Regions from separate parts of the Homo sapiens genome. Here regions 2 and 3 are each linked to region 1. The links are chromatin contacts, found by Hi-C or POLR2A ChIA-PET in ENCODE. All regions are on one chromosome and are shown on one strand. Each heading gives the region's core, a stretch centred on a gene start or an enhancer-like site at or near the end of the contact. The rest is flanking DNA. Distances are from core to core; before and after follow the strand shown.

Region 1 (2,982 bases), core at 259-2,758:
AACTTTAAGTGCTTTTTATGTCCCAGGCTCTGTGGTCAACACCAAGTAAAACTAATATGTTCTCTGACTTTAAGGAACTTAGGGCTAGTGGAGGAAAAGAACAAGAAATAAGCAAACACTCAAGTAAACTAAATACTTGGAAATTATGAGAAGAGCAAGGAAGGAAACACAGAACAAAGTATAAGAAAGAATCACTGGGGCAACATTATGGGTAGGGAGGACTCTCTCCCTGGCTCACTGTTCAACCATACTGGCCTCCTGGCTGCTCTTTGTTTTTGTTGTTGTTGTTGTTGTTGTTGTTTGTTTGTTGTTGTTGTTGTTTTTGAGACAAAGTCTTGCTCTATCACTAGGGTGGAGCGCAGTGGTGCGATCTCGGCTCACTGCAACCTCCGCCTCCCGGTTTCAAGCGATTTTCCTGCCTCAGCCTCCCGAGTAGCTGGGACTACAGGGGCGCGCTACCATGCCCAGCTAATTTTTGTATTTTTAGTAGAGATGGGTTTCACCATGTTGGCCAGGATGGTCTTGAACTCCTGACCTTGTGATCCGCCCACCTTGGCCTCCCAAAGTGCTGGGATTACAGGTGTGAGCCACTGCACCCGGCCCTGGCTACTCTTTGGAACCACCAAGCACACTTAGGGCGTTTGCTTTGGCTGTTCCTTCTGCTTAATAAGGGTTTCCCCAGTTACCTACATGGCTAACTCCCTCACCTCCTTAAAGTTTTGTATGCATAGCACCTTCTCAGCAAGACCTTCCTTGACACCACTGTTTAACAACTCATCCTGCCTCTTCCCTGCACTGATGCTGCATCAGCACTCCTTGTCTCCTCCCTGCTCTACTGTATCTTCCCCTTACCACTTTCTAACACAGTTTATTTATGTGTATTTATAATTTATTATATTTATTATGTTTACACTTTGCTTTACCTTGTAGAATGTAAACATCACAAGAGAGCAGGGATCTTTGTTCTGTTCACTGAAATATGGCACATAGTAAGTGCTCAAAAGTATTTACTGAATGAATGTAAATAATGTCCCTGATGTCACACAGCTGGAAAGTGGCATTTCTGTGATTTGTATCTAGTGTTATTTGGCTCCAAAGCTATAGAACCTTATTACTAGGGCTGTTACGGGGCTCAAATGGGTTCACGTGTCAGCCACTTAGCACAGTGCCTGGTAGGAAGGTTAATGTGCCATAAACATGAAATAATAGTTGTTATTATTAATTATTGACAGGGCCCCTCCCTCTTGGGCTCATTTTTCTAAATTTCATAATAGTACAGCAGGCTTTTTGGGGTAAGACGTCAAGCCTGACTTGACAGACACACTGACATGACTCTTAGGAAGGAAAAATGCAGCGGTGCCAGCCCCAGTAGCCTGGAACCCTGCCCCAGCAGGACCCAGTCCTCTATGTGGCCCAGCCTACTTCGTAACTGAGCTGAAACTGTTCACCCACAGGGACTGCAAACAACACAGACTTCCTGTATTTTGAGAAAGGGGAAGTCCAACCAGTGATTTACCTTGAGTCATTTGTTTCGAGACGGAAGCCTCAGCAGTTGGCAGAAAGTATAGGAAGGAGGAAGGCTGCCAGAGGCAAGAAAGGAGACCTGGATTCTAGAAGGAATGCCACTACTTCTCAGCTGACCACACTGAGCAAGTCCCCTCTCTGGCCTTAATTTTCTCACCTGGAAAATGGGACAATGATCTTTACCTCACTGGCTTCTCTAGGCAGTGCTAATATCGATGAGTGCCTGTGTGTGAAGAGCTGGAAATACAGGAATGCATCAGCATCTTGCAACTGGAAGGGCAAAGTTCAGAGGTTAAAAATTTACAAACTATGAAGTCACTTAGATCTGGATTCAAATCCTGCCTCCATCACTTTCTAGCTGTGTGTCCCTGGGCAAGTAATGTAACCTCTCTAAGTCTCAGGATCTTTGGTTTCCTCAGCTGTGAAATAATTTTTCTCCTAAACTGATTTTGAGGATTAAATGAGATATGCATATCAATGGCTATGAAGGAACAAGGAACTGGGCTCAGAGGAATCCTTCAGAAATGGTGATTCTTGTTTTTAATCCTGGATGAGCTCTCACTTCCTCTCTGTGTGATGCCAGTGCCCAGGACAAACCCCTGCTGAGAGTATTTCTTTTTTTTTATTTTTTGAGACAGAGTCTCACTCTGTCACCCAAGCTGGAGTGCAGTGGTGCGATCTCGGCTCACTGCAACCTCCGCCTCTTGGGTTCAAGCGATCCTCCTGCCTCAGCCTCTCGAGTAGCTGGGATTACAGGCACCTATCACCATGCCCAGCTAACTTTTTTTTTTCCCCACCAGGGTGTTCCTGAGTTTATTTGAGGCACAGCCGGGCGAGGGCCCTGTACCTAGAAGAAGGTGTTGGGTCTCCTGGTGAAGCGTGGCTTCTGCTGATGGCACAGCACCAAGTGGGGCAGCAGGAACTTGATCTTGGAGTCGTGGAATTGCTTGACAACTGGCCACCAGCACTTGCTGGCCGCAATCTCCTCCACCTTCATGATCTGGATGAAGTTGGCCCGGGCGCGGTACTGGGTGCCCATGTCTTGGTAGCACTGGGTGACAGCGCCCATGGTGGTTAGGTCCCGGTATTCCCTGTACATGTTGTGGGTGCTGCTCCGGGAGTCATAGCGCAGCCAGATGCCAAAGTTCTTCACCCACAGTGGGTACTTCTCAAACACCTGCCCACAGTTGACAGTCTCCCCTGAAGACTTCTTCATCTTCTTTAATTGAGATAGGAAGTACCAGAAGTGGAACTTGGCGACTACATGATTAGGCGCAAAGATTTGCATGTGGTAGAGGGGCAGTGTGTGGCATTTGGGGGTGGGCAGGCAGTGACACACCACCTTGTACTCTTGTTGTGTGCCCAAGGCCTTCATGGCTTTCTGTCCACCTTTGCCACCACCCACAAAAGGAAAAGGCTAATTTTTGTATTTTTAGTAGAGATGGGGTTTCACCATCT
Region 2 (2,982 bases), core at 144-2,643, 56 kb before region 1:
CGTCTCAAAAAAAAAAAAAAAAAGAAGAGACCACAGCTGAAGGGATAGCAAATTCATCATCAAGATGTAGAAAATGAGTTGTTAGGAGCCTGTGGGGAAACATAATCGTTTCATTACACACTCTTAACTAAAGGTCCAAAGAGGCCCTTGGAGCTGGATGAAACTTTCACACACCAAAAAGCTGTAGAAATTATTTCCCTATCCAAGAGGGTCATCTCTTTTGAGAAAAACTATCTTTTCCTGACTTTAAAAGGTTAACGTTTTTCTTAATATAAAGGTAAAACTTGTTTTAAACTTAAGTTTTTAAACTTATTAAGAATTTACCATAGAACTTTAAAAAATCTATTAAAATATACAAAGGAGAGGTGCTCCTCTAATCACACTACACAGCGGTCTACACTTGTAATAAACAAAATCGGGATTTTTTGGGGGGGGAGTGGGACGGAGTTTCACTCTTGTTGCCCAGGCTGGAGTGTAATGGCTCAATCTTGGCTCACTGTAACCTCCGCCTCCTGGGTTCAAGCAGTTCTCCTGCCTCAGCCTCCCAAGTAGCTGGGATTACAGGCATATGCCACCACTCCCAGCTAATTTTGTATTTTCAGTAGAGATGGGGTTTCATCATGTTGGTCAGGCTGGTCTCGAACTTCTGACCTCAGGTAATCCGCTCGCCATGGTCTCCCAAAGTGTGGGGATTACAGGCGTGAGCCACCGCGTCCGGCCAAAATTCGGATTTTGTTGTAACTGCAATTTTGTATCTCGCTTTGCTAACATTTTCCCGCATGATTAAATTATCTTATACAACAGGGGTATTCCAGGATACAAATTGGTTGCAATTTATTTAACCAATCTCTTATTGTTGGACATTTGGAGTATTGCCTTTATTTTATGGTTTTTCTCGGGCTTTTGGGCTAAGTGTTGCAATTAACAACTTTGTTACACGAATCTTTACTCATATCCTTGATTTTATCCATTGAATTCGTGGAAGTGGAATTGCTGGACCAAAGGGTATTTGAAACATATTACTAATTTGTCTTCTAAGAGTGATTTTACCCATTTAAACTCCCACGCGCAATTTAATAGGATTTCAATGTTGTTGCTGGTGTCGTCAACTGTCAAATGCCGAAGTATACCTTCCGGCCTGACCTCCTGTCCTCCTTCGCGTTTTCCCGCCCACTCCGCACACCCGCCACCCTTAGTACATGCTGGCCCGCCCCTTCCTTATCCCGCACCAATTCTGTCCAATCAAAAGCAAAGTTCCTCAGTATCGCCGTGCAGTTGGTAAGGTGAAGAGTCCGTCGTGCTCAGGGGCGGGCGGAACGGGCTGACGGACGCGGCTATGGGCCAGTGTGAGCGGCGAGTGGGACGTGCGTGGCGTGCGTGCGTTGACCTGGGAAGCACTGGACCTGTGAGGCGTGCGAACTGGTGGCAGTGAGAGACTTCGGCGGACATGGCTCCCAGCGTGCCAGCGGCAGAACCCGAGTATCCTAAAGGCATCCGGGCCGTGCTGCTGGGGCCTCCCGGGGCCGGTAAAGGGACCCAGGTGAGCGGCAGGACTGGGCTTGGCGGCGGAGCCTGCTGAACTCCAAGGTCAAGGCGGCCGGAGATCTAGAAGCCCTGGACCTGCCCGGAGCGGGCCGGGGACTAAGGCCTGCGGGGAACGCTGGCCGGGGTCTCGGTTCTGGTGGGGCATTTCGGAGAGGGTCCAAATTGGAGGTCGGGGCAGTCTGAGTTAGGATTGGAGTGCCCGAGGGATTCAGTGTTGAAGTGTTGGGTTAGGGAATGTGAGGGCTGATTAATTCCACTAAGGGTCTAGAGACTGGAAAGGTTTGAGGGGTAGAGTGAGCCCTGGGCCGAGGCATCTAGATTACAGGCTGAATGGAGGCAATTAGCTTTATGGCCCAGGTTACCTGCGAGTTGGAGGTGAATTGTCCAGAATCAGGGTTACATTCCAGGCACTGGAGGTCGGGAGATTTTGATAATGATTTATGACTTAGGGGGAGGGGAGGAGAAGCATCTCCAACACGTGGGGCAGAGTGAGAGGTGACATGTGCTGTGTGAGCCAGTTGAATTGAGATGGGAGGAAACCTAAGGCTCTCCCTGTTTGAAAGTTGGGGGTGAATGTGTAGAACTGGTTTATAGCCTGGAGACCCATGAGTCGCAACCTTTGAGTAGTGTCCACAATAAGGGTTGGGAGTGCTCATGGGACCTGGCTTGGAGTTAGGACCTGAGGCTACTGAAGGCTAAGCAGCTTGGGATGACGCAAATGATTTTAGATGAAAAGGAACTTGAATTTTTTTTTATTTTGTTTTTATTATTTTTGTTTGTTTGTATCTTCCTTCCCTTTGGTTTTTATTTATTTTTTCCTTTTTTTATTTTGTTGTTGTTTATAGGGAACTTGAAATTTTAACTTTATCAATCAACAGGTTAAAAAACAGGCCCAGAAAGGTCAGGTGGCTTTCCCAAATTAGTGAAATGAGTTTCATGAGCCTGAGACCTCAGGAACCATGGAGTTAGAGTCTGAAGTTACCATCTGCCCTAGCAGGCAACAGGGGCCTCACTTGGGATCTGGGCCCCTTCTAGATCTGGGACATAATGGGGCCATAGATTAGGGTTGGGATCGATGATCTCATTTCGGATTTGGAAGCCCGCAGGTTGGATTATTGATGTCCCCTTCTTGCTTGGGGTCTGGCATTGCACCTGGGGCCCTAAGCCTCTGGCTCTTGCCTGTTGTTAGGCTTCAAAGAGGGAAGTCTGAGCTCCCAAATGAAAGGGAATCTGAGGACTGCCCTGTGCCCGCTTTTCTCTTCCTAGCACTTGCCAAGTTTTAAAAATCTTGGCAAACAGACCATCTTACTCATTCTTGGTACCCCTTGTGGCACCTAGCACATTACTTGGCCCTTGATGGGGTTAGTGGAAGTGGATGAATGTCACAGATTAATGTGGGTGATAAAGAAAGAAGTTCTGGAACACTCCATTCATTCC
Region 3 (2,982 bases), core at 289-2,788, 47 kb after region 1:
TGTTATTGGAGGAAGAAATACACTGATGCGCATAATCACAAAGCAATGACATAGGTGTTTGCTGTGTTCTCAGGTATACCACTCCGTGTTCTGATAAACTTTCTCAGTTTTGCTAATCTGGTTTAAATAAAAGGGACTAAAATCTGAGATTTGTAATGAAAGGAGGGGGTATGCCCTCAAAATCTCTGAACATATTTATCTGATCTTACAAATTTGTCAAAATTGAGCTAAGTTTGTACTACTTGGAGTTTTGCCTCTGTGTAAAATAATGTCCTGGCCGGGCACAGTGGCTCACGCCTGTAATCCCAGCACTTTGGGAGGCTGAGGCAGGTGGATCACCTGAGGTCAGGAGTTCGAGACCAGCCTGGCCAACATGGTGAAACCCCCGTTTCTACTAAAAATACAGAAGTTAGCCAGGCCTGGTGGCATGTGTCTGTAATTCCAGCTACTCGGGAGGCTGAGGCAGGAGAATCGCTTGAACCTGGGAGGTGCTGGTTGCAGTGAGCTGACATCACCCACTGCACTGCAGCCTGGGAGGCAGAGGGAGACTCCATCTCAAAAATAAAATAAAAAATAAAATAATGGGCTGGGCGCAGTGGTTCACACCTGCAATCCCAGCACTTTGGGAGGCCAAGGCGGGTGAATCACGAGGTCAGGAGATCAAGACCATCCTGGCCAACATGGTGAAACCCCGTCTCTACTAAAAATACAAAAATTAGCTGGGCGTGGTGGCGCACACCTGTAGTCCAGCTACTCGGGAGGCTGAGGCAGGAGAATCACTTGAACTCGGGAGGCGGATGTTGCAGTGAGCCGAGATCGCGCCTTTGCACTCCAGCCTGGGTGACAGAGTGAGACTCCGTCTGACAAAATAAAATAATGTCCTTAGAAGTGAAAGCTTATATACAGTATAGCAAGAAAATTAGAAGACTCGTGAAACCTGATGTCAGATTCCAAATCTTAGAGTGACTTACTTTGTATGAGTCAGTTTCATGCCCCTAACTTCCCCAACTTTCAGATCTTATTTATGTATTTAGAGACGGAGTCTGGCTCTGTCCCCCAGACTGGAGTGCAGTGGCATGATTTTGGCACACTGCAACCTCAGCCTCCCGGGTTCAAGTGATTCTCAAGTCTCAGACTCCCAAGTAGCTGGGATTACAGGTGCATGCCACCACACCCGGCTAATTTTTGTATTTTTAGTAGAGATGGGGTTTTGCCATTTTGGCCAGGCTGGTCTAGAACTCCTGACTCAAGTGATTCCCCCCACCTCAGCCTCCTAAAGTGCTGGGATTACAGGCATGAGCCACCTCGCCCGGCCCTCAGATTGCATTTAAAGAGCTTCCAGTGTCAGACCTCTCTCACCTTAGTCCTGGGCCCAGAGGAAAAATTGAAATCCTCCTTTCCCTGAAGACCAGATGACTTTCTGTTTCCTTTCACAGATGCACTTTTGTCTTCCTGGCCAGTGTTTTACTACAATGAGGATGGCAAGTCTGGACAACAGCCAGCTTAGAAGATTCTTATCTCTTGGGCACTGCAGCCAGACTTCACACATTTCCCTGCACCTAGGACAGGAAATGCTGTTAGTGGACTTTGGATTTCTGGAAGAATGTTCCCTGAAGGGGGCGTGTACTTGTGTGAAAAAGAGAACTTGTTGGAAAAAGAGGCAGACAGCCTGGAGATCTCTGAAACGCAAATTATCAACTCAAAACTTGGAATTCTCTTGAAGCCTCGAGAGAACAATTCACTTCTTTGATAAAATCAAAGAAGTCTGTTGGAGGGGCAGTAGTTTATGGCTAAACCTATATTTCTTATCTGGGTTCCACTTACTACAGCTGTGAGATTTGGGCAGTTTACTCTGAGTCTGTTTTCACTTAGCCAAAATGGAGATGATGATCCTAGTTAAGGGGTTGTGAAGACTGAGATGGTATACTGAAAATGTTTTTGGTAAAGGCCCATGTTTTTTCCTCCTGCAGGAAGAAGAAGAAATGAGTTAAAGGAGATTTTAGATATCATATAAGAAAGGAAGCCTAGACCTCTAGGCCAGAGGCTATGAAAAATTTAAATTTATTCTAATCCTTAGCGACACTTTAGTAGATGAAAAGGCCCATCATCACCACCTAGAGGCGAACACAAATAATGCATTAGAAAAGTTACAATAGCTTGGCCGGGCGTGGTGGCTCATGCCTGTAATCCCAGCACTTTGGGAGGCTGAGGCGGGCGGCTCACAAGGTCGGGAGATCGAGACCATCCTGGCTAACACGGGTGAAACCCCGTCTCTACTAAAAATACACAAAATTAGCCGGGCGTAGTGGTGGGCGCCTGTAGTCCCAGCAACTCGAGAGGCTGAGGCAGGAGAATGGCGTGAACCCGGGAGGCAAAGCTTGCAGTGAGCTGAGATTGCGCCACTGCACTCCAGCCTGGGCAACAGAGCGAGACTCCGTCTCACAAAAAAAAAAAAATAATAATAATAGCTTAGAAAATGGAGAAAGTTTAATTTCCTCTTCATACAGCCTTCATTCATTCTGAAATACCTACCGCATTTCAGGTATAAGATGTAGCAATGACTAAAATACAAAGTTCCTGTCCCCATGGAACTTAGACTCTTAACGGGGGAAGGCAATCAGATATATAACCTGGAGTGAGGATAAGTAATCTGTGAAGAAAAACAGGGAAGACAGAGTGGTAGATAGTGCTACTTGACATGACCAGGTTGGTCCTCCTTGATAAGGTTCCATTTTATTAGAGACTTTAATGGAGCAAGGAAGAGAACTATGTGAATATCTAGGGGAAGCACATACCAGACATGAGGAATAAACTACAAAGGCCCTTTGGTAGAGCATCCTTAGTCTGTTTCCAAAAAAGCATAGTATAGAGGCCTATATGGCTGGAACAAAGTGGACCAAGGTGGGGAGAGTAGTGGATTAGGTCAAAGACAGCTGGAGCAAGATTGTGTAGATTAGCCAAACAACTCTGAAGACAAGGAAA

The links. Hi-C counts contacts between places; a loop is a spot of excess contacts on that map. ChIA-PET counts read pairs that join two places held with the same protein, here RNA polymerase II (POLR2A). Pooled maps may share reads with other maps.
Region 2: a loop to region 1 is called in a map of CD8-positive, alpha-beta T cell, with 10 times the contacts of the local background. The contact joins the promoter of AK2 here to the enhancer-like site in region 1. A Hi-C loop is called at or near these places in 9 of 168 maps with a recorded cell type or tissue (B cell, CD14-positive monocyte, CD4-positive, alpha-beta memory T cell and 6 more), 19 of 37 single-sample maps with no recorded cell type and 22 of 50 pooled maps. POLR2A ChIA-PET finds 5 or more read pairs at or near these places in 20 of 52 experiments (A673, AG04450, BJ and 15 more).
Region 3: a map with no recorded cell type shows a loop between it and region 1 (8-fold over the local background). The contact joins two enhancer-like sites. A Hi-C loop is called at or near these places in 9 of 168 maps with a recorded cell type or tissue (B cell, Caco-2, Calu3 and 6 more), 25 of 37 single-sample maps with no recorded cell type and 16 of 50 pooled maps. POLR2A ChIA-PET finds 5 or more read pairs at or near these places in 15 of 52 experiments (AG04449, AG04450, CD4-positive, alpha-beta memory T cell and 11 more).

The regions. Positions count from the first base shown.
Region 1 is chr1:32,979,862-32,982,843 of GRCh38, reverse strand. It overlaps the pseudogene RPL18AP4. Among named protein-coding and RNA genes, the nearest start is that of RNF19B, 17 kb to the right of the region's middle. RefSeq lists enhancers at 1,080-2,279, 1,783-2,399. Within about 2 kb of position 1,508, at least 33 of the 41 ENCODE cell types and tissues checked have a DNase peak (open chromatin) inside an H3K27ac peak, as active enhancers do; they include B cell, CD14-positive monocyte, CD8-positive, alpha-beta T cell and 6 more, where a contact is called at or near this core.
Region 2 is chr1:33,035,294-33,038,275 of GRCh38, reverse strand. It overlaps AK2 (adenylate kinase 2), which reads left to right and starts at 1,393. Exons shown (of 6, transcript NM_001625.4): 1 at 1,393-1,540. The coding sequence starts at 1,448. RefSeq lists an enhancer at 1,415-1,574.
Region 3 is chr1:32,932,732-32,935,713 of GRCh38, reverse strand. It overlaps a transcript of RNF19B not described here. Among named protein-coding and RNA genes, the nearest start is that of RNF19B, 31 kb to the left of the region's middle. RefSeq lists an enhancer at 1,332-1,626 and a silencer at 1,332-1,626. Within about 2 kb of position 1,538, at least 15 of the 41 ENCODE cell types and tissues checked have a DNase peak (open chromatin) inside an H3K27ac peak, as active enhancers do; they include PC-3 and ascending aorta, where a contact is called at or near this core.